Regions from separate parts of the Homo sapiens genome. Here regions 1 and 3 are each linked to region 2. The links are chromatin loops, found by intact Hi-C in ENCODE. Cell type or tissue: OCI-LY7. All regions are shown on one strand. Each heading gives the region's core, and the rest is flanking DNA. Links, peaks and the distances in the headings are about the cores only. Region 1 holds the start of LOC124906315 (a long non-coding RNA gene). Region 2 holds the start of LINC01991 (long intergenic non-protein coding RNA 1991). Region 3 overlaps LPP (LIM domain containing preferred translocation partner in lipoma).

What was found. Peaks named below come from ENCODE experiments on the same cell type or tissue, not always from the same donor. Only the 100,000 strongest peaks of a DNase experiment are listed, where the experiment ranks them.
Region 1: it touches region 2 in a loop (5-fold over the local background); 9 of 110 quality-filtered maps call a loop at or near these places.
Region 3: it touches region 2 in a loop (9-fold over the local background); 3 of 110 quality-filtered maps call a loop at or near these places.

The regions. Positions count from the first base shown.
Region 1 is chr3:187,897,462-187,905,805 of GRCh38, forward strand. LOC124906315 (a long non-coding RNA gene) reads left to right here and starts at 162. Exons shown (of 3, transcript XR_007096212.1): 1 at 162-843; 2 at 984-4,393; 3 at 4,494-5,413. RefSeq lists enhancers at 4,328-4,829, 4,836-4,885. In OCI-LY7, for the core only: CTCF peaks have their summits at 3,508 and 3,731; DNase peaks (open chromatin) are centred at 1,990, 2,800, 3,680, 4,820 and 1 weaker place; H3K4me3 peaks cover 4,473 bases; H3K27ac peaks cover 5,000 bases.
Region 2 is chr3:187,975,915-187,984,258 of GRCh38, forward strand. It overlaps LINC01991 (long intergenic non-protein coding RNA 1991), which reads right to left and starts at 493. Exons shown (of 3, transcript NR_135538.1): 1 at 412-493. In OCI-LY7, for the core only: a CTCF peak has its summit at 6,254; DNase peaks (open chromatin) are centred at 2,927, 3,827, 4,615 and 6,387; H3K4me3 peaks cover 4,609 bases; H3K27ac peaks cover 5,000 bases.
Region 3 is chr3:188,748,606-188,756,949 of GRCh38, forward strand. All of the region lies in intron 8 of LPP (LIM domain containing preferred translocation partner in lipoma), which reads left to right. Among named protein-coding and RNA genes, the nearest start is that of MIR28, 64 kb to the left of the region's middle. In OCI-LY7, for the core only: no CTCF peak of the experiment used is centred there; DNase peaks (open chromatin) are centred at 4,366, 4,826 and 5,886; H3K4me3 peaks cover 3,073 bases; H3K27ac peaks cover 3,732 bases.

The sequences.
Region 1 (8,344 bases), core at 1,521-6,520, 79 kb before region 2:
AACCATGTACTTGAACCAGGGGTTTAAATCAGTCATACACACAGCAGGATTTAAATACTATCTTCCACATGGTACCTTCAGAAACGTGGGCCTGGGATTTCATTCATGGGATACACATGGCTCCCCCCCCCGTACCCCCTGCCCCCTCTGTATTGAGTGGGTGGCTCTCACCTGTGGAGGGCAGGGTGCTCTCATGTTTGTTTATACCAGAACATAGAATAGAACTTGGTAAAGGTAAATGCTCATTTAAGAAATAAAAATACATCAAATAAAGTAAAAAGCAACCTGGTAGATAGCATTTCCTTTTCATTTTTTTAAAATAGCTTTATCGAAGGATAATTGAATGGAAATGGTCATTAATATATATCCAGAATCTATTAACGTTCGGCTAAGTTGGGGGGAACATAGGGATGTTTTAAGGCAACTAAGCGATTTAGAAAACTTAAGTTCTTTAATGTTTTCAAAGAAAAGGTTGAGTCTGTAAGATATAATCTGGCAATTTGTATAGAACTCTTTCTACTAGCTTCCAGGAATCCCTGCTCTGTGAGCTTTTTGCCAAACTGATTGATCTTCCCAGACATAATCTGGGGACCTTCTCTAATATGCCCCTGTCCCGCTGTCAGCTTAATACACTCTTTTGCTAAGTAATAGGGTATTGCTAGTGTTCTTCCAGGTTCTCTTCATAAAGGCGCTTCTCTGTCAATAAGAGACTGTGTTTATATTCTTGTGCACAAATAACTGGCCCTCTTCTCAGTGTTTGAGATCCCTCATCTTGCTCCGACTGTTGCAGCCTTTTCTCGCCATGACAGACTGCCATACTACATGGCCTTCTCCCATCGAAAGGTGAGGTCAAGTCTCCTTCCTCTGAATCTGGGTGGGGTTGTGACTCACTTTCAATCATTCTAATATAGAGTAAGTGATGTTGTGTGATCTCTGAAGGTATGTCATAAAGAAAATGATGCCATTGCCTCCTTGTTCTCTAGGGTCTAGCATGTGGACCACTGAACTGCCAAGGAAGCAGTCCAACTGCCCTGAGGCTGCCATGCTGTGAGGAAACCCAAAGTGGTCCATAAAGAAGGATTATGTGGAGGGACCCTGAAAGATGCCTGGCCTGCCTCCCACTGCTCCAGTACCCTCCTCCCCAACTCTTCCAGCTTCAGCCACTGTCTGCAACCACATGAGAGCTCCCGAGCCATAAATGCCCAGCCTAGTCTCCCCTAAGTTTCTAACCCACAGTTTAAACTACTAAGCTTGGGTTGCTTTGTTATGCCTCAATAGCAACTGGGACATGCCCCTTTCTCCATTCTGCTGCTGAATCTGGTTACAGCAGCAGAGACACATGCCAGGGGCATCTCTAGTAACAGGGGAAAGCCCTTTGGGAGTAGATTCAAAGTGGGGGGTCAAGACAAATTATTCAGCGAGCCTGACTTTTAGAACTCAAGGGGCACCAAGTAAGTGCATGATCCTGAGGCAATCAATTCCTCTCGTTTTCCTTTTTTTGTAAAGGGATGAACTAGACACAGTGTGGAAAGCCAGCTTTACCACATTCTCCTACGATCTTCTGAAGTTACCTAATCTCTCTAACCCCAGATTCCTCTTCTGTAAAATGGGGATAATAGCCACAAAAATAGAACAGTAGTGTAAAATTAGATAGTATGTGTGGAAAAGTAGAGTCTTGAAACTTGACTTAAGTGGTTGATGAATGTTAGCCCCCTCCACCAATGCCTTCCCCTTGCATTCTAATATTCTCTGCTCCTCTGAGCAAATTTACCAGATGATTGTTGGAGTTTTTTGTAATCCTCATCAAGTCAGAGAAGACTAGTGAGGTTGTGGCAAATAAATGATTCTGAGGGTCCAGGGCGAGCTTTAGGTAAATTGTGGTTTTAGTGTTTGAGAAAGAGCCTGTCACTAGTGGGAGTCTTCATTATTCACTGGCAAGATATAACAAGCAGGGCTTTGCAGTAATGCACAGCTCCTCTGCTCTTGGCAATCTTGTGGCCGAAAGATATTTTTAAAGCCCCTGTTTTCAGATGACCGTGTTTCTGATTAGCATGTGTCTTTTCCATTTTCAGTTCCACGAAGAGAAAGGCAAGTGAAATTTGCCCAGCCTCACCATCTCCAAATGGGTGATATTACTGAACAATTATTTAATGGCCCCACAGCATCTGTTTTTTATATTTTGGGGTCCATACTGGAAGTTCAAGCTTATGAATAATCCAGATATTTAAAAGCCAATGCTCAACTGGATATTCTCCTTAGGATTATTTTAGCCTTGTCTAGAATCAGAGTGTCTGTCAATTGCCACAACATATATATTAAGTTTGAAAGAGATTAAGCTGGAAAATTCGATATTTTAAAAATAATACCAAGAGAGGCTGGGAGCAGAAAGAGAAGAAAAGATAACTATTGGGTACTGGGTGATGAAATAATATTTACAATAAACCCCCATGGCAAGTGTTTACCTATGTAGCAAACCTTCACATGCACCCCCAAACATAAAATAAAAGTTAAAGAAAGAAAAAAACAGAAACTCTTACTTATAACTCATTTCATTTAATAACGTTTTTACTCTTTTAAAAATAAAATAATGCTAATGATGATGATAACAGGGTTCATACCTGTAGAGCATTTTACAAGTGGCAGAGAGCTTTCATTGATATCATTTCTCTTAAGTCTTCACCCTGTGAGGTAGGCATAGAAAGAAATTTTATCCCCAAATGACAGATGAAAAAATAGAGAGCCCATGAGTTTAACTGACTTGCTCAAAGCCACAAAGGCTGCATTTCCTGAGCCTGAGTACCCCTAGGAAGAGCTCCAGCCAATCTAGGGTGCAGAACCAATGAGTTAGTTTATCATTTATCAATCCCAGTGATGCATAAGCTGTGCAGAATTAGAAAGGTCAGCTCCAGGCTGGCCCACCAAAAAAGTAGAGGAAAACTTGGGAATGCCCACTAGCCTATTCAGAAGTTGGATTCAGGTTGGGAGAAAGAAAATAGGAGCCGAATTATTTTGAGGTGGTATACACGAGTTACCTATTGCCATTGTAACAAAGCCAGCACAAACTTGGTGGCTTACAATGACATAAATTTATCCTTTTACAGTTCTGGAAACCAAAAATCCAACATTAATTTCTCTGGGCTTTCAAATCAAGCTGCCAGCAGGGAGAGTTCCTTCTGGAGGCTGTAGGGGAGAATGTATTTCCTTGCCTTTTTCAGCTTCCAGAGATTCTCATATTCTTTGACTTGTGGCCCCTTCCTCCATCTTCAATGCATATAATCTCTGTTTCCATTGTCACACAACTCTCCTCCTACACCTTACAATGGACCCATCTGGATGACATGGGATAATCTCTGCACTTCATGACCCCTAACTTAATCACATCTGCAAAGTCCCTTTAACATGTAGGAGAACATAGTCCCAGGTTCCAGGAATTAGGACATGGGCATCTTTGGGACCATCATTCAGTCTACCATAGGTGACAAGGTGACAGGCGGATGGTGGCCACCGTTTTTTTTTGCATGGTTGTGTTTGCCTGTCTGAAAGCCACACTCCTCACTGCCACCTGACATGTAGAGGCCAAAATAGAAAACACATCTTCAGATCCCAAGTAAAGTGCTCTTTCAGGCACGTCACACCTGCCATCTCAAACTATATTTACATTCATTTTTGCAAATAGCCCATTCTTGTATAGAAGGCAATTAATATTTGCATAATGTTTTAGAGTTTATAATGGCCTTTTTATTTACATGAAGTCACTTAAACCCCTACAATAGCCCTCTGAGACAGTTATTATTAACACATTTTTACATATGAAGAAGCTAAGGCTCAGCGGGGTGAAGTGGTTTGTCTAAGGTCACCCAGCTGGTAAGGGCAAGACCACAATGCAAATCCCAAAAGTTCCACTATATTCCGCTCTAAATAATGAGTCTATACTGAAGTCCACTTACTAGCCATGGTGGCTTATCTTTTGGGGATACTCTGAAGGTGAATGGGGTCTCCATTGCGCTTTTGAGATAAAATGAGTCAATAAATGTGAAAGTCCTTTGTAGCAGTATGACTCACTATGACAGAAAGTTATTGATAGCATTATCATCATCACCACCAACATCCTCTGCCCTGGAGACCAAGAGAATTCAAACAGGTCAGCACCTCTAATTGCTGTATAGAACATTGACCCTACTGTCTCCCAGTTCCTGAGGATGGTGTGATAATAATACATCTCAGAGTTCTGTAGTTTCTTCACCACTGTGCAGGTGTGGTTGGTGGGAGCAATGCCCTGGATGGATAAGCCAAGCTCTTGTGTCCTGGCAGATAAACAAGGTGAACCCTCAATCCGTGTAGCAGGAGTTTCCAGACAAACTCACTTTGCATGGAAGGACACTAACCCTTCCAGGTGCATGGAAATATTTTGTAGTTTTTACTGTCTCCCCCTTCCTCCACTGCCTCATCTTTTTTGTTTTTTCCCCTGTGAGACTATTTGCTCTGCATTTCAGATGTGTCTAATTTTGTGGAAAGGAGAAGGTTGGGAGCTCCGGAGCTAATAGGATGCACAGGAGGAAGATACGGAGCACAGTGGCTGAGACCTGACAGCTCTCTGAAGACTCCACTTCACCGCCGCCACTCCACTTCACCGCCGCCAGCCCTGGCCCACACCTTTCTTAAGAGCAACTTAAGAAATTTGCAACTTCAAAACCAGACCAGAGGGTGAGAAGAACTAGCCAACCCATCCTCCAAGTGTGACTGAGCGGTCAGGCTGCCCCCACCTCATTTGAGTGAGACCGCCAAGAGCCTTCACGTGGGACCTAGACCACAGGAACACAATTAGGAAGTACTCCCTGCCCCTCACAACGGCCATCCTCACCAGGCAGCGGGGACAGAAGGGAGGCAGGTGCATTCAAATCGCGCTGGCCTGAAGAAGGGAAATGAAGCGCTAAACTCAGCTCGGTCCCACAATGAGTCAGAATGGGGGCAGGGAGGAGCGCCCAAAGCCCTCTGGCCCTTCTCCTTGGGAACTAGTCCTGCACATGGCCACCAGCCCTGGGAATCACAGCATTTGGCATGGGTCTCAGTTCTTGTACTCCATTGCTGTGGGACAAGAGACACTAAACTTCCAGGTTTTCTCTCAATAGCTGGCTTCACCTGTAAACACAGTGGCATATTAGACAAGCTCTCTTCATCTGAAATGTGCCCACCCCCCCAACAATCCCACCTTTGCCTGCTCAAACCTGACTCATGCTTCATGTTCATATTCAACTTCTTCCCTTGTGCTTCTAACTAAATCTAGGAATCTCCTTGTTCTTAGAACCACCTTTATCCCTTCTCAGATATTTATGTATATCAGTTTTTAAATGAAAATAATTTCTCACCTATTAAGCTGGGCACCCTGCTAATCACTTTCACACTTGCTGTTTAATTTGCTGTTTTGCTCCCTAATATTAGACAAAAACTCCTTGAAAACAGAGACTGTGTCTGACTCATCGCTCCTTCCCCCACCAGGCACTATCCTCTCAACAGTTACTGGATTAATAATTTTTTAAAAAATTTTAAAAAACTATTTTAAAAAAATATAAATTAGTAAAAACTGTGGCATTAGCATGAAATGACTAATATGTTCAAGTTCCACTTGAGGAAGTTAGGGTGATGTCAGTGAAAACCTGCCCTTAGAGGATCCCTGCCTGCATGAGGGACTCTGGGACTGCAAAGTGCCAAGAGAGCCTTACTCAGGGTGACCACAGGAAGGTGAGCCAGAGGAATCTTCATTTAGGGAGAATCTGGCAAGAAAATTCCAGGCATCTGCTGGAAGCCATAGAATGTAGGTGTAAGAAGCAAGTGAGGATGGTATGGAAAGAACTAGCTGAGAGAAAGCAAGTGAGAGCTGACACCAGAAAAAGATGAGGGTCTTAGAGTTCTTATTTTATGTGGTTATTTGTGAAGAATGCAGGGCCAGGTGCCTCAAAGGAGATTCACAGAGTATTAAGTATATTTGAGCCTATTTGACAAGCCCAGAAGACATTCCGAAGGGTCTTGTCTCTGAGGAGCTTGTGCCTGGTTGTGAGGAGGTACATTTGTTAGATATCATTTGTTAGATAGACTCAAGGTGAAATCTCAAAGCAGTTCACCTCGCTTTTGGCATATTTGTTAGATATCACTGCTCATCCTCCCTTGTTTCAGGATCTTCCCCAGGCCATGAGAGTCTGAGAAGCAGGTGGGGAGTGAAAAGAGCACAGGCATGGGGGTCAGGAGATGCCATTCACAGCCGTGGCTCCCCCATTTACTTGTATCACAAACTGGAACAAATTGCTCCACTTCTCTGAGTCTCCATTTCCCCATCTATGCAATGATGGGATGCAACTAGAATCTCACTGTCAGATTGAGTTCTACAACAAAGTGGTGTAGACTGCATGGCAACAAAAAACAAGAAAAATCTATTTCTCACAGTCTGGAGGCTGGAAGTCCAAGGTCAGAGTGCCAGTATGGTCGGGTGCTGGTGAGGGCCGTCATCTAGGCTGCAGACTGCCAACTTCTTGTTTTACACTCACATGGTAGTAAAGGTGCTAGAGAGCTCCCTGAGATCTTTTTATAAGGGCACCGATGCTATTCATGAGGTCCCACCCTCCTACTCTAATTATCTACAAGACGCCTCACCTCCAAATACCATCACACTTTGGATATGCTTCAACATATACAGTTGGTGGTGGGTGAGAAGCATGAGCGTTCAGTCCATAACAATCACTATATTTCCTCTGAGTTTCTCCTGCTCCTCCTCTTCTAAACACACCACCAGCAAACCTCTCTGTTCCTCTTCCCTGATGGTAAGAAGAGAGGTGGAGGGATCTCTTCTCACCATGGCTGGTCCAACCACCTATGAACTAGTCCCTTTCTCTTCAGCCTTCTTCAAGGACCTGCTTCACCAGTTATCCTCTTTACCTCTTGGATTATCAGTCTCTCCTGTTTCTGGAACTCCTTTCTTTCAGCCTATCAGTGTCCTTGAATCTCTCTAAATTCTTAAAACCATTTTTTTCATCCAGTAATTGATAAAGCTGTCTCCTCTTCACAGCTAAATTTATTGAGTATGTATTGCCATCTTCATGATCTCACTCCTTGCCTACACCCCACCCACTACAACCTGGCTTATAAACAACCACACACATACTCACACCACTGAAAACCCTCTTGATGAGGTCCCTGGTGACCTCCTCATTGTCAAATCAAATGATTTCTTTGCAGTCTTCATCCTCCTCATTCCCAAAGTGGTATTTGCACTAAAAACCAACTCTTCATCAGTCTTGAAATTCTCTCCTGGTTCTCCACAGTCTCTTCTATGCTGCCCACACTTTAATGTTGGGATGCTTCAAGATTTCACCTTGAGCCTATCTATTCCCCCTGACCCCACCACCCAAAGTTCCCTGGGAACACTCATTTGGTTCTAGAGCTTTAAGTACCATTATACCCTGATGACTCTAGTCCCTACTTCTCCCGCAAAAACCATCTCTGTCTTCCCAAAAGCCTATTCACATCTCTAGTGGGGTGTTTTTTACAGAAACTTAAAATACTGTGCTCCAAAGAGCCCTCTCCTATAGATTCACCAAATGTGCTCTGTGTCCTTTGTGTTCAGCCTTGGTTAACAGCATATTTTTCCACTCTACTTCTAAAGCTAGAAATCACAGAGTCTTCCTTAGACACTTCCTTTCCTTTACCCTCCGCATGTCAGTCAACAAACCCTAGGAGTTTAACTTCAGAAATTAATAGGCCTCATCCACCCCTCCCCTCCATCCACAATGCTTTGGCTCAAGCCCTCATTAGTTTTCAGCAGGACCACGGCAACATCTGCTCTCTGTCCTCCATGTCTCCTTGGGTTATCTTCCTAAAAAGCAAATCTAACCAAGACACACTTTTGCTTAGGAATCCCTATTGATGATCTATTGCCCATAAACTTGAGACAAAATTCCTTGGCTGGGGAACATAACACTTAACAATCTGATCTCAAGCTTCATCCTCAGCTTTGCCACCCCACACAGCCACTCTGAACTTCTTAACCAAACGTACCAATTCCTTTCACAATTTGGGGCCTTTGCATGTGCTGTTACCTTTTTCTGGAAAGTACTTCTGGCCTCCTGTGATTGGTAAACTCATATTTCAAGGCCCAAACTCCCATTTCACCATTTCTGTGATGTTGCCCCTTATTTCCTCCAGGCAGAACCCTTCGCTCTGCCCCAATCTCTCACAGCACTTATTTATGTCTCCATAATAACACTTATCACACTGTACTGTAATTTTCCTTTTCATGTGTCAGTCACTACATTATACTTTGAGCTCCAGGAGGTTAAGAACTTACACTTATTAA
Region 2 (8,344 bases), core at 1,706-6,705:
CTGGGGCCACAGGGTTCTACTTGGGAACATCAAGTCTTTTTTCAGCAAGTTGTTCCTAAGCCACAACACTCTGGCTCACCCCCTGCCTTTGTAGTTTTACCAGTATAATTGATCCCAGAGCTCGGTTTCTGCCATACCCCTTGGTTTCCTAGGGAGTGATGATATATGCAGGCCTCCTTGGAGCTGCAGCACAGCCCAGGCCTCCTGGGGGAGAACACGGAGGGATATGTAAGAGGCAGACATAAATAGTCTTGCACTGCAGTAGTCATCCTTTTGGGTGCTCTGAGCTTCCTGTCCTGAGCTAAGATTTTCCTCTGGGGTTAGCTGAGGCACAGAAAGATAAACAAAGCTTTAAAGTGACTCCCCTCATTGGAAAGCTACAAGCACTTCCAAGACACCATTTTTTCCTACCTTCTGATAAGCGTGTCTAGGCTTCCCATCATCACACCCTGTGAAGAATCCGTAAGGTGTGTATGGGAAGAGGAGAGACCACTTGAGTATGAGACGTCTTTCAAGTGCCCTCCCACATATGCTAGGTCTACAAAATGTCAAAACAGCCAGGCAAATCATGCCAGGATTCATCATGGCAGGGGGAAACCAGTCACCCCTGATACTCACCATTGAGCAGCCCAAACAACTCTTAATGACTAAGGTTTTTTCCACTTACACCTGGTTCTTTTGCTTTCACCACACAATCGTGTTAGCAAATGAGATCCTTGAGTAAGCAAAACAGGTCCTTCACCGATTATCTTGTAAAAACACATTCCATATCCTACTACAGATATTTAGAGCAAGCAACATTTATTCACCTAGGTTTTTCAAAACACGCCTCCAAGCCATTTTTACCATGTAGTTGCTATGATCTGAAAAATCAAGTGTGTGCACAAGCAGGCAGCCAATGGCTTGCGAGAGAAGGATAACTGGGCAAAGAACAAAATTAAAAGCAAGTCACAGATGCAGAAAATGCACTTACAATTTATGTAACTGGATTAGTACCCAGAACACAGGAGGAAGAAAATTCTACACATCCATAAGGAGAAAAAAACATAGAAATAAATGATCAGTCTATATCAACAAGGAAAACTCTGAAAAGGAAATAATCCTAAAAGAAATGGAAAGATGCTTAACTTCACTGATACTCAAAGAAATGCAAAATAAAAAATTAGGAGATGCCATTTCAGACCCATCAGATTGGCTAAAATTTTAAAAGTCGGACAACATGAAATGTTTGACATGATAAAGCAATGACAAAACATGTAGACACTGATGATAGGACTGTAAATGAAAAAAAGCCATTTTGGATAGAAATTTGGCAATATCTATCAAATTTGAGGTTTAGTAGACCTTATATCTTAGCAATTCCACTCTTGGTATACAACCAAGAGAAGCTCTTGCATACAACCAAGAGAAGCTCTTGCATACCTACATAAAAAGCCTTGTATTTAAGAGAATTGTTTTTAAAAGAAAAAAGTAATTTAAAAGTTCATTAGTAGGAAAAGGCTTTATAAATTGTGATACATTCATATGAAGGGATATTATATCAAATTTAAAGTGAGTGAACTGAAACTAACGTATCAATATTGATACATCTAAAATAATAATGTTGAATACAAAAGCAATTTTTAGAATAATCAATATTATTCATGCAAATTTTAGTAACATGAAGTAATACTATATATTGTGTTGTACACATACTTACGGAGTAAATCTACCAAACATGGACAGGACAGACGCATACATCTTTGAGACGGTAGCTATTCTGGGGAGGAAGGAAAAGGGCTGGAAGGAGGCAAGCGACAAAGGATACAGTTATTTTTGGATTTCGCTTCTTTAAAAAGCTGAACCAGGTATAAGGAAATGTTAACATTCTCAAAAAATCATGGTGGTGGGAATGTGAATGTAAGGGTCAGTATAAGTTAGGTTTTGCTGCAATAACAGAAACCCCAAATCTCAATGGCTTAAAAGAGCAAAGATTTCTTTTTTTATTTCATACATTGTAGGTTGGCAGAAGGTGCTGCTTGTTGTTGCCACTCAGGGACCAAGGCTGACAGAGCAGTCACCACCTCCTTGCTGGCAGCTGCACCAGAAGGAAAGAGAGAGCAATTACATGCTCCAGATTGGAAGTGACACACGCTGTCTCCTTTCACAGCTAAGTGGCCCAGACTAGCACCTGGATTTACCTTGCTCAAGGGCCAGGAGTGCAATTCTACCATGTTCCCAGAAATGGAAAGAACTGGAAATATTTAGCTAACAGCGTGAAACTTCACTACGATGGATGTTTGTTACAGTACTTGTCATCCTTTTTTACATGTTTGGATTATGCTTCATATTTTACACAATGGGAAGAAAAGCCCTGGTTTTTAAATCAGGAAGGGTGAGTTTTAGTCTGAGAAACAGAAGGTGAAAGAGTCAGTGGGTGGTGGACAGCAGTGGACAGAGGCTGTCAGTCCCATATATCTGCCTATTCCCAGGCCTGTCTCCATGACTGTAATATCCACAATGATGCTGCAATTATCCCTTCTCCAGAAATGCATGTCCATGTAAATGACCCCAAGCAGGTTGACCTTCTTTGCTTTTGTTTCTATCCACTGAGGCTGAGTAGGCAATAGGAACCCTGATACAAAGAGATGTGGTATGCAGGTCACGGATTATAAGGTCCAAAGACTTCACTAAGTCAGTCCCAGCTCTGCCACTCACACTTCCTGTCACCTTGGGCAAATTGCCATAGTGCCCATGTCTATTTTCCTCCTCTGTAAAATGGGCATAACAATAACACTAAGTCTCTGAATAGTTGTGATAAACAAATGAAGTATGTAAAGTGTTTTGTAACTGTAACGTGCTGTACAGAAGGTCACTGTTACTAAAGACCCAAATTTCACTGCAAGGGAAGCCTCAGTCCAGATTTACATTTCTGGCCGACAATGACTCACACAACTTCCTTCACCAGAGCCACCTGGTTGACAAAATAGACCCAGGCATCATTCTGTGGTCCAACTACTTGAAGAATCTATTGATTTCCCCTTGCGAAAGTGAGTCTGGGAGCGGGGATTAAGCATTACTGCAGATTCCCCAGGGGAGAATAAAGGGAGAGGCTATGATTCCTGTGAACACGGCCTGAATGGGGAGATGCTCTAGGCCTGGACTGAAGCCTGGGTCTCTGGGACCCATGGAATATTGGAGCTGGAAGAGCACACAAGGGAAACAGTGATCTTTCCCATCATTTTTGAAATGAAGAAACTTAGGCCAGGAGGGCCAAAAAGGATGGCCCTTCTCAAACAGCAAGAGAAAGATAATCAAGAGATCTGAGATTTATCCCGGGATCTTCTATTAACTCAGGGCAAGCCCCTTTTTACCAAATGCCTGTTTCCTCACAGGCAATTCAGGGATTGAACCTGACCTCCATGGTGATTTCTAATGCCTGTTACCTTAAGTGACACTCAGTTCTATTACATGTAAAATGCAGTAGAGTTCTCCTGAAAAGTGAGCTTTCTGGTCCAGGTATTGACTTTGTAGGTTTGGCTCTCAGGAGTTATCTTCTTGTCCCCCTATTCACTCTCTGAATGCCACCTATTTTCCTGCTAAAAAAATGCTTCTTGGTGTCTTGCTAATTTTTTTCTTAGACCTTGGAGCCTTCATGCTCTGGACTTTCCTCTTACCTAACAAATATTCTTACCTGCCACTGTTACCTGCTCTGGGGGCTTGGCCAGAATAGCCTTCAGTGGGTAGCAGAGAACATGAGACATAAGTCTTGCCCCCAAAGTCACTCCCAGGGGATGCCCTGTATGGCAATATTGCTGCTGATAACATTTCCCCAGAGATCACAGGAAGCTGCGCAACCAGATGCAAGTGTATGTCTGATCTACAGGCAGCAGGTGCATCCTGCTTTGACAGGAGACGCAAACTCTACAGGAGGATCTCTCATGCCATATTACCTGGGGCCTTGCCCCTGAGGCTGACACAGTTTCTCCTCAGAGTTTGCACTAACTCATTCTGCCAGCAAGTCCCAGGAACAGAGAAAAGACTAATGCCTCCATCCATAATAACAAAAGGTAGCCATCACACCTGCAAGGCACTTCTTAGTCTGCAAAGCACTTTCATACCCATTAGCTTATTTGATTTTTATGAAGAACTGAGAGGTAGCTGGGGAAGGGATTTTTCTCCTGTGTTATAGATGAGAAAGTTTATCTGAGGCCCAGAGAGGTTAAAGAATGTAAGGTCAGATCTTTTGATTCTAATTCCTGTTCTTTCCCCATGGTACTACTGAAGTATTATCATCTTATTATAAAATTATATTAACAATCAAGCTAGAGGGTCTAAATCACTCTCAAATATATAGATACTCATCAGCTCTCTTTTGCCCTTCAATTAACAATTTAGGAGGAGAAACCATTTCTGAAACCAAAACAGCATTTACATTGTGGTTTGTGTATTATCTGGTGTCTAGAATCCAGGTCTTTAGTTAACCTTTTCACCCCTTGTCCATTTTCACCCCTAACTGGGTTTTTATTTTGATCAGTACAACTGGAGAAGGAAAAGCAAATGCTGTTGTACTCGTCATCATGTGGGTGTCCGCAACCTCAAAATGTCTCCTTAAAGGGATTTCCAAGGTTGAAGGTCATAACAGGAACTCTGTACTGTCTAAGACCTGTAATGATTCCCTATTGCTTAGAGGGGGCTGAGAACCAGCAGCATCAGCATCATCTGAGAGTTTATTAGAAATGCAAATTTTCAGGTTCCACTCCAGACCAACTGCATCAGAATCTATATTTTAACAAGATCCCTCAGGTCACTGGTAGAGTCCTTTATTTACCCCAACTGCCTGTGAAGGCAACACTGTCCAGTTATACATTCTCACTTCACATCTCGCCTTTGCTCCTGCAATTATTCCTTCCCCTTGTTTGTCCTTGGACCAAATCCTTCCCATGCTTTAAAGTCTGTATCCTCCAAAAAGCCAAGCCAGAGCTTCCCAGGAGGGAGTAAACTTTCCTTCCTCTAAATCCCAGTGCCACAGGCCCTGCACTTTCTATCTTAGATTATGATTTTTATGATCATGATTTATCTCCCTCTTTAAATTATGAGCTCTTCAAAGTCAAGATCGAGGTCTGATTCATTCCTATATTTCCGAAAGCAACGCAATACTTTGCACAGTTCCTACTGCAAATTAGTTCCCCAATGCATTTGTCCATAATATTTCTTTCTGTTTCTAATTGAGGTATCTAGAGAGATTAAGAAATTCAGGTTATTTTTCTTATTACTTTAGTCAACAATTATCATATATGATTATAATCTAGACTTGGAAATATTTACCTAAAATATTCAGTCACTATATTCAAGCATACATACACACACTCCCCACCACAAATACACACAAACACTTTGCTCATTTCATTTGTTTTTCATTGTTAGGAGAGCAGTTGGTCAGAATTTATTGAAAGTACGGGTGAAATGACTGCTACACACATTTTATGATCTTACCAAGAAAAAATTAAGAACTTGATCCTGTTATAGAATGGAACATAGTATCCAGATCTCAGAGTCTCTATCACGATCTGCGTTTGGGACAAGTAAAGGTCCCCTGGCCCTTGTTCAATTGCTTAATGGAAAAGACTCCAAAGACAGAATGCCACTGGTGTTCTTCCAATTATAGAATCATCTGATTAGAATTACAGTAAATGCATAGCTCAGTTTGCATTGTCCTGAGGTGAACCGCAAACCAAGCTGCTCTGGTTGGAGCATCGGAGGGTACTGAATGCTGAAAGCCCACTACCTCATCTCAGCGGGGCACTCATACAAGGGCTAACTTGGAAAGGGACAGATACCAGTTAGGATATTCCACTTCTGGGGACCCTGGAGCTCTGGGGGCCAGAGCTAGATGGATTATTTAATTAATGTTTAGTAGAAATAGTCAAATAGCACACACTCTAGACATTAAGCCAATCCAGACCTTTGGACTGAATTGGAGGGAAGATTTGTCTTCGTGACTATTTTAGAATTAATTATTCTAGTTTATTTCCAGCCTGTCAGCATTGAGTCTTGAGAGGTGGTCTGTAAAACACAAGTTTTTCCAATCATGGGGTTGTGTTGTGGTCCCATGGGTTTTCTTGCTCTGTCTGGCCATAGAAGAACAGATCAGGAATCCTACAGAAGAATCCCAAATCCATTCCTCCCCTTCTACTTATTTCAGTTACAGCTAGAGGGTTGGGACTCATTCGTGTGTTAGAACCAAACCTGACTATTGTGTTATTATTGCTTCTAATTTAACTACCAGACTGTTAAACATTACTGCCCCAAGCTCAGCCAGGGGTGGGCACTGCACTTTGAAGCCACCAAGTCAATAGTGCTATTGGATGAAACTCTGCTCTACTGGACCATGAAATGGGTTTTCAAAGGGACAGAGAATGACAGATGTGTGAGCCGTGAGTAAAACTGTCTCACCAGAGTGGTAACGTTCATAATGGAACAGAAAGAAGCACCACAGTGTGATGGGAATCTGTCCAATCAACAGCACAGCCAGGCCAAAGCACAAACCAGGGAACACTTTGGAGATTTGTTTCCTCATCTACAAAATTCTATTAATACTGCGCATGCTCTCCTGAGACTTACACAACTACATATTTTTTTTTAAGGTAGCAGTTGGAGTCTACTGCTGCAACCTGCTAGCTGGGTGACTTTCAGAGTCTCTGTTTCCTCATCCAGGCCTACCGACCTCACAGAGTTATCATGAGCATCCAAGGAAGTGACATGAATTGGGGTTGCCTTGATTTAAGTTGGGAGGATGATGTCTACTTTCTTATTTTCTAAAAGTCTTCAGTAGAGGAGAGATCAGAAAAGCCCTCTATAAAAGGCTTTCTTAAGTATTAAGGTTTTTGTCACTTTCCTTCCCTGCTCTGGACCAATTGCAGGAATCATAGATGTAATCAAAATCAGGTGATGTTAAAAAAAATCAAATAATTAGCCAGGTGTGATGGCACACACCTGTAATCCCAGCTACTCAGGAGGCTGTGGCAGGAGAATTGCTTGAACCCAGGGGATGGAGGTTGCAGTAAGCTGAGATCATGCTACTGCACTGCAGCCTGGGCAACAGAGTGAGACTCCATCTAAAAAAAAAAAAAAGTATTGAATATAAGCTATATGCACACATACATTTGCACACATCATTGTGAATATCTTGAAAAGAAAAACATTAATCTTCACAAGCAAACTTATCTGTCAGGCAAGTTTGTTCTTAGCTAGAAACTTGGAAGGAGAGTATTGGATAGTAGAGATAAAAGAGAAAGCTCTAATGATTGGCTGTTTGGACCAAATCAATCCATCTGCCCATCTCCACCCCAGCTACTCTTGATCATGCTGTTCATCACCTTTCCCTTAGCCTGTACTGATTGAACACTACACTGCCTGTATTATGCATCAAATATAATTTGACATCAGTTTAGAGCCACTGGGCCTTTCTCAACAGAAAATCTTGAAACTATCTAGAAATTATCTATGAAATGCTGGTACTGAAAGTGTTGTGGAGAAAACTTGTTTGTAGTTTGGTTTTAGGTGACAGAACACCAGCAAGAAAGAGAGAAGGCTCTTCCAGACAATAAACATAGGCGACTGGTAGGTCAAGGCCAGGTTAAATGCCACCCAGTGTCCTTCTGGGAGAGCTTCATGTCCTAGGAGCATAGCATGTCAAGGCTACCAAGACTCAAAAATCACGTACCACCCACCTTGCTTTAGATATGGGGAAACAGGGCCTCAGATTGTGGACATGACCACGTCCAAGGTCACACAGCCTATGGCAGAACCAAAGCTAGAAATCAAAATGCTATGCTCCAACTTCAGGACACTTGTTCCTACAGCACAGTGACATTCTGTCAGGCTGTCAAGCTCTCAGGGATGGGAACTTATCAAATAACATGGAAATGTTTTCTCATTTGTCTCTGAAGGTTACAGAGTCTGAGCATTCTTAGGCTCTTGTACAACAAACAGGAAGACTGCCAGGGCTTTGGCTCCCAGAAAGTGGCAGTCCAGTGCTGTGGAAATCTGGACTCTAGTCTCAGTTCACACACTAATGCTTGTGTCTGATGCACTTTGGCTCCAAACTGAAACCCCTTTGTAGCCCCAGGAAGAAAAAGGGTGCTACAAATCAAGAAAAAATGGGCCGGGCATGGTGGCTCACGCCTGTAATCCCAGCAATTAGGGAGGCTGAGGCTGATGGATCACGAGGTCAGGAGTTCGAGACCAGCCTGGTCAAGATGGTGAAACCCTGTCTCTACTAAAAATACAAAAATTAGCCAGGCATGGTGGCAGGTGCCTGTAATCCCAGCTATTCAGGAGGCTGAGGCAGGAGAATCGCTGG
Region 3 (8,344 bases), core at 1,941-6,940, 770 kb after region 2:
ACCCCGTTTCTACTAAAAATACAAAAAATTAGCTGGGCATGGTGACGTGCGCCTGTAATCCCAGCTACTCGGGAGGCTGAGGCAGGAGAATCACTTGAACCCGGGAGGCAGAGGTTGCTGTGAGCCAAGATTGTGCCGTTGCACTCCAGCTTGGGCAACAAGAGCAAAACTCTGTCTCAAAGTAATAATAATAATAAGACGAAGAAGTAACAAAGCCAAACTGGAAAGTTTCTGTTAAATGAATGTTCTAGATAATACCAACGTATAAAGCAATCATTTTATACCAGCTATGGTCAAACAGGGACCAGAGCCTTGACTTTTTTTTGCCTCAACACAGCTCTGCAGAACCCACTCAGTACCCCATGTCCTACTGCCATTCCTTTGGTTTCCAGAACATTGAGATGTACAAATCCAAAACACCACAGTGTTTCAGAGAGAAATGGCATGACTCTACTGGTTGCAATTGTAATGGAGTTCACCTTGTTCTGGAGTCATACAGAAGCCATGTTGTAGACTTAGTGTCCCACGCAATACTCCTAATTACAATGAAAATCTACTGTTAGGTAGAAGGAGAAATTCCTCACAATCAGGCAACAGCGCCTACTAGTGGGAAGAAACTGATACTTGAGGTAGGGCACCTGGGAGATAGCTCTGTGCATCTTGAGAGAGTGCTACACTGAGAGCCCAAAGGCTCTCAGGTCTCATCTCTCCTGACAGCTTGCTATGACATCTTAATCAATGAATTGCCTCTCTCTTACCCTTTGTTATAGAGTCTGTAAATGAAGAGTTTGGAATGGCTACTTTCTAAATTTTCTACACGTCCTATGACCCTTGAAATCCTCTTAACAATGTATTATGGATACTTTGCTACTAAACGGTAAAACAGAATCCCGAGTAAGATGAATTGGCTTCCTAAGGAAGTAGTGTCAGGGGAGAATAGCACCATCTTTGGGGCCAGTTCCATTTATGCAGGTAATATGGTATGGTCCAGCTCAAAGATCACTGGACTGGGCTGAGTTGCAACTCTGCTACCTACTTCTCAAGTCATGTACAAGGTCATTCCTATGTTAACTCATGTGTTGGGAAGATGATAATTGTCTCATTTAGCTTTTAGTTATTATAAGATTCATATGAGAATATAGAAATTATGAAGTTTTATGTGAATCTGCAAATTTATTTTCAGTCTTTATATATCACAATTTTAATTTAGGCTAATTATAATTTTTATTTTCCCCTTTTTGTTCTATATTCTAAATTCGTATCTCCCATGGAGGCAGGTACTGTATGGACAAAATCTTTTATTAGTCACATATTGTTTTCATCCATTTTGTGCTGCTATAGCAGAATAACTGAGACTGGGTAATTTATAAAGAATGAAAATTTATTTTATCACGGTTCTAGAGGCTGGTAAGTCCAAGATCAAGGCACCAGCAGGCTTGGTTTTCTGGTGAGGGCTACTCTCTGTTTCCAGGATGGTGCTTTGTGCTACCTCCTCACATGGCAGACAGTGGAAGAGCAAGCCAGCAGAATGCCGCATGAAGCCTCTTTCACAAAGGGCTTTATCCCATTCATGACAGAGAAGCCCGTATGGCCTGATCAACACTTTTTAATAAAATCACAATATCTACTGCTGAATTTTGGAGGGAACCAATTCAAATCATAGCACACATCTTTTCTAAAATGGAAAGGGTAATATGATCATTGGAGAAATACTCATTCCTTTGCATATTGGTTTACTATCCAAGCCAGGTGTGGTGGTTCACACTTGTAATTCCAGCACTTTGGGAGGCCGAGATGGGTGGATCACCTGATGTCAGGAGTTTGAGACTAGCCTGGCCAACATGGTGAAACCCCATCTCTACTACAAATATCAAAAAATTAGCCAGCCATGGTGGCACACACCTGTAATCCCAGCTACTCAGGAGGCTGGGGCCAGAGAATTGCTTGAACCTGGGAGGCAGAGGTTGCAGTGAGCCAAGATCGCACCACTGCACTCCAACCTGGGCAACCGAGTGAGACTCCATCTCAAAAAATAAAAAAAAAAGTTTACTATCCAGAGAATCTTGTCCAGGTTAACACTCTTTTTTGTCTGCTTTCTTCTTTTGTGAAACAAGAAGGTAAGAGGGACACTGGAGAAAACCTAATGTTCTTTACAAAATGAGTCATAGTTCTCCATCTGCAAACTGTGGCTCCCATTTATGTCTTGGTGTCAATATGACTATTACATGTTATGTACATGGATTCCACCTCATTTGCAACATAGTCTTCTGCCTGAGCTCTGTTTGTTGGATCTGATCTAACTTTACATGGTCTTAAGTCACACATTGAACTCTTAAGTTCTGTAGGCCTCTAAGCCTTTTTAAGTTTTAGTATTTTCATCGTTAAAATGAGAGTGATTATAACCCTTGCTTTGCTGCCTCCAAATATTATTGAGGGATCAAATGCATTGATAAATAAGATAAAGCACTAGACAAATATAAGGGATGCTTGATGACTTCACAGAGGGAAGATTATTCTGTTGCTGGCTGCTGAAATACAGTAGCTTTAGAAAAACCCCTTTGGGTTCCCTTATTATCAGGTTTGGTCTCAAATAACCAGAATAAATTTGGAGATTTCCTACCACAAAAGCTAAAAGTACCTGGGCAGATTTACCCTTTGAGTGGACCTAAGGGAAATGCAGATTCCCACGGGAGAGATCACGGAGCAGATTCAAACCATAAGGCAAAAATAATTGTTGCAATAGCGGTTCTAACTGTACTAGTAAATATTGATTTTTCTGTTAGCAGATCAATCATGAAATGAATTCTAAATATAGAAGACTGGTTAAAAAATTAAGACGGAGAATGTGAAAATGTCCATGTGTAAAAATTAACTTAAAGAGAAATCTTGCTTTGGCCAAAAGAAATACTACTGTTTCTGTCAGGAATGTTCTGTGATTTAATCAAGTTTCCTGCCTGGCCAGATAATTTTAGGAATTGTGGACTTTTAAAGTAGTAAGTCAGTTTAGAAAACTGGTTAAGTGGACAGATGTAAAGTCAGACTGCCTAAGCCCCAATTCCAGCTTCAATATTTAACTCTGTGGTTGTGGGCAAGGCACATAATCTCTTTATGCTGCCTTTTCATCAACTGTTATGGAGATAATGATAGAACCTACATCATAGAGTTGTTGGGGTGACTACATGAGATAATACAATTAAATACTTAACACCTGGTCCATAAAAAGCGCTGAATAAATATTGACTATTATCATCACCCCGGGGTCTACAAATTTTTGTAGGATTAGGATTAGGATTGAAATTTCTACCGAAAAATTCCATCAGTAAAATATTGATAAATATAAATCTTAACCAACTGCCTCAGAGACATAGGGACCTCTATTTTCCACTCATTGACTGTCATCTTTAGAGAACAGTCCAAAGCATGTGCCTTTCTGTTCTAGTTGTTATGAGCTCTTTATTTTGAAGTTGAACTATATACTTCCTATAGTTTAAAGGAGAAAGAAGTAGGTCTCATGCTGGACACCTTCTAGATGTTACCTCCTCCGAATTTCATAGCCAAGTATTTAAGGCAGTTATGATCATCTCCCTCTTAGAGAAGCCTAGAAAAGGTTACTGCAGTGCTTGACAGCAAATAGAAACTCACCAAGTGCATTTGTTGAGGGATTGACAGAATGGCTGGATAAGTGACTCAACTAAGACCACTTATCTAGTGAGTGCGTCTACTCAGCTGCTTGTTTTGAAGACAAGGAAATTCGGGCTCAGAAAATTTAGGAAACTTGTCTAGGCTGCCAATAGCTAGTAACAAAGGCAAGAATTGCATATCTGATTTTCTTTACACCATGTTACATCTAACTGTTCAAAAGATAACCATGTATTATACTCGAAAATGCAAAACAGGGTTGTTTTTTGTTTTGTTTGTTGTGGTGGTGGTGATGGTATTTTTGTTTTGTTTTTGCTACTTTTCCTGAGAGTGGAAGTTGTTATCAAAAAGTTACTGTCATGACTACTATGTGTATAGATGCTATTAGTTTCATCAAGGTTGGGAATAGGGTATATGTTGCCCAACTTTCTGCCCCTCTCCGCCTCATATTAAAGTTCCAGTTTCCTAGAATATATCTCCTGGGAGATTTGGCACTAGCCATCACTGCATTCCAATACCCCGGGACAAACTACTCTTGGTGGAACACAGAAGCATACAGTCCTTGTTACAGCAGTGGTTCTCAAACTCACATTCCTGATGGAAAGCTAGAGTTGAAGGGTCAACACCCAAGAGCTGCAGTGGAGGACCATCACCTGTCCTGATTCGCCACCTGTGGTAGATCATGACTTTCACTAAGATCCCCTGAGGCTTGTGGGGATGGAGAAGTGATGCTGGACTGGCCCTTCCTCTTTCCCTGCAGGTGTTAATGGGTTCTGCTCCTAAACAATACTGATATAGGTCAGAGTTATGATTGAATTGTATACATAGAAACATGTGCTGATTGAGAAAATGGGCTTTACAAGTCAGACCTGGTTCCAGTCTCAGCCACACTACATTCTGCCTTTGAGACTTTGGCCAGGTGATGGAACATCAGGTTTCTTATCTAAAAAGGAGAATAATTGGTTGGTAGGACTAAATGAAAAAATGTATGTGAAATGCTTAGGACAGTGCTGAGCACAGATAAAAATGCACAATAATTTTCTATTTTTTGTTAGTTTCCTTCACAATACATATATTTACATCAGCGAAACATGCTTGCTTTTGCAACCTTCTGTGGGACTCCCCCTCCTAATTTACCACCTCACCTGAAGGTCTAAGCTAAGCAAATCTCTGTCTATAAATGAATCACATCGTGGTTAGACTTTATAACAACTTCCCCTTGCCAGGAGATCACTCAGCCTTCACTTCATCTCATCTGGTTTGCTGCCCAGGCCTTTATCCACTCATTCCTGAACTCCTCTCCCTGACAACCTTGGGGTTTTGGCTTGTTGTGTGCGTGTGTGTGTGTGTGTGTGTGTGTGTGTGTGTGTGTTTTGTTTTTTGTTTTTTTTTACTTTACCTTAATTTCTCTTTTTGGACTAAGATGTTAAAATGTTTCTTAATGTGACTGTCTCCGAAACTGTTTTGTGTCTACCACTCATCCTAGTGGCAGTCATTGATCCTTTTCTTGTTGCGAGTGTTTGAGTGTGGGTGTGTGTGAGTGTGTATATGTATTTGTAGAGGGAAAAACAAGAGAGAGGGAAACAGACATTGGAGCCACCTTTCCCCCACTAGCCACGTACCTGTTGAACCTTCAAGCCTCTCTATAGAATCAGATATACACAAGCACAGTGACAGAACTACATGTGTCCTACAGTCCAGCTTTTAAGATATGATAAAAACTCTTGTATTCACAGAGCTAAATGGCAATAACCATAGGAGATTGCATATTGCTACATTATGTAAAGACAGAGTCCCAAGAAAATAGTGAGAACTCAGTTTGATGTATGATGTGATATGTGATATCTTACTTTACATGGCTAACAGTTGACATTCTTTGTGGATTCTATATTGTCTAAGGCTACAGAAGAGCCATATGATAAATTCATCGGCAACCCAAAAGAAGCCTGTTCTATCGCAGTGCTTCCAATTAATATAAGTAAACCACTTTCTCTGGCTCAATGCTACCAAAATATTTTATGAGAAAATTTAGCTGATTCTGCTCATGTATATTTTCAATGGATGGAAAGCCATTGCAAACTTTTCAAACTAAAATATAAAGATAGCATTAGGGAGAATACTCTCTCTGGTGAAAAACAACATGTATTATGATGCGTTAGGAATTTCTTTTTTTCAGCCAACTCGTGGTTGAGCAGTCTGTCCCCAAACTGTTTTGCATGCGGACGAAACCTGTTTGGGCGATACTTGTCAGCTTTTCTTCTGACAAGCAGGACAGAAATAGGCACCCCCAGAACACTGAGTTTGACTTGACTCAACATAGAATCACCTGGAGAGTTTTAAAAGTTTCTCTCCTGTAATATCCCACCTCCAGACCAATGAAATCAGAATCTTTGGAGTTGGGAACCAGGGATCAATATTTTTTTTTTTAAGTTTCCCAGATGATTGCAATATACAGGCAAGATTGAGAGTCACTGTCCTAGAGTATAAGCAGTTTAAGAAACAAGTTGTCTATTATTACATGCATCAATACTACAGAGTCCATGAAATAAAAGCTTTGGTGATAAGAAAATGCCACCATCCTAGAGCCTTCAGTTAACATCATATGGGCCTGTCATATAAAGAATGCAAACTCATTCTGTTATCTTTTTGGGCCTTCAGTGGAAGATAATTTTTAAATCAGCTTAATGGAAACTGTGCTTCAGGAAAATAACTTCAGTAGCCATATGTAGGATAAACTGGAGCAGGTTTTGTTTCTAGGAATATGTTGCCATCATTTCACTACCCTTATATAATCTTATTGATTCAACTTTTAGAACCAAGACTTTTTGCAGAATATATCGAAGAATGTGCTTAATGGGAATGCTGATATATCATACAATTGGCATATAGAGCTTCAGTTCATTATCATATTTAAAGGTACAATATTAATTTTGCTTGTGCTTAAAATGTCTATTATAATTCAAGTAGCAAGGAAGACATAAAGAAAAATGTGACCTGGCTTTACATCTGCACATATTTAATACTTTACATTTGATGGTGAATAATGGGAAAGTTTGGGAGTATGTCATGCTCAGTCACCATGCATCAACTCCCAAAATGGCTGTGGACAGCTTTGGTCCTGCCTCAAAACAAGCACTGCTTGCAAAAGAGGGTCTGTGGCTTATTTTTATCAGTTGTGTGGTGATCACAGGAAAAACATTTTAAATAAAAAGTTTATTTTGCCATCATGAAAGAAACAAATTCATATTACCAAAAGAGAAAATAAATATGACAACCCAGCCTGGTGCAGTGGTTCATGACTATAATCCCGGCACCTCAGGAGGCCAAGGTTGGAGGGTTGCATGATCCCAGGAGCTTGAGACCAGCCTGGGAAGCACAGCAAGACCCTATCTGTACAGGAAAATATTAAAAATTAGCTGGGCTTGGTGGCGTGTGCCTATAGTCCCAGCTACTGGTGGCAAGGGCTGAGGGAGGAGGATCACTTGAGCCCAGGAGTTCAAGGGTGTAGTGAACCATGATCGCACTACTGCCCTCCAGCCTGGGCAACAGAGTGAGATCCTGTCACAAAAAAAAAAAAAAAAAAAAAAAAAAAAAAAAAAAAAAAAAAAAAAAAAAAAAAAACAAAGAAAAGAAAACCCATATCACGCTATGCCACTTCTCTTGTTCAACCTGTAGATTTCCCTGGAATGCCACTATTCACCCATGCCATCCCCAAAAATGACTTGTTAAAATTCTAACTCTTCAGATTAGCTCCATTATTAAGACTTCTGTAAAGTCTTTCTGTTGGTAAGAGGAGGTAAATCAGAGATATCAGAACAATCAGGAAGCCATTGCAATAGCCTTTGAAAGGAAGGGTGATTAGGTAGTAGGCATGTGGTGGAAAGCAGGCATTTCTGACACATTGCTGAGGTTGCTATAGATGGGAGAGCAGAGGTGAAGGATAAGAAGAATTGTTGGCTGAATCTAGAGTCAGTACAAAGCAATATATAAAATAAGTAATAATATATAAACACCATTTTTGGTTTTGTTTGGAAATCTTAATTCACTGACAAAGTTCCCCATCGGCTGCCGGCCCTCTGTCATCGGATCTTTTGATTGACTGACTGCTCAGCATTGGCAGCAAGCTCTTCACACCAGCCCTGGGTCTGAGCTAATCAGCTGTGTTTCCTTCATGCTCTGATGCCTTGAAGTTTGGTACTATTCTCCTGGTTTCTCTTGTTTAAAAGTGCTGAGATACTTGTCTAAAAGATGGGCCTTAAGATTGTGGTGTGCTTTTAATAATGTGTGGGGTAAGTGCCTCTAGAGGCAAGCATACACTATGCTTGAGTAACTTTCTCTCCATTCTGAATCTCTCCCTAAAGGACACAGTTTGTAAATGTTTGTTCATGTGAAAAGGGAAGATTCAGGTACCTTTTCTGTCCTACTGATGTGTGGGGCTATTTTTATGTTTTGTTCTTCACTTTTTTCTGTACTTGTGATTTAAAGGTGCCAGACTGGTTACCCTCAAGGCTAGTGTCCCCACTGTATCCCAAGAATAGAAAAAATAATGAGAGGCAGCAAAACTGGCCTGTGTCTGAGTCCAGCATATTAGGCTGACCCACTCTAGAGGAATATTCTCCAAAGCATAAAGTAGAAGATCATTCCTTAGGAATACAATACAGTCCATCTGTTTTCATAGCTGAGAAGGCAATTCCGTGTCATGCCA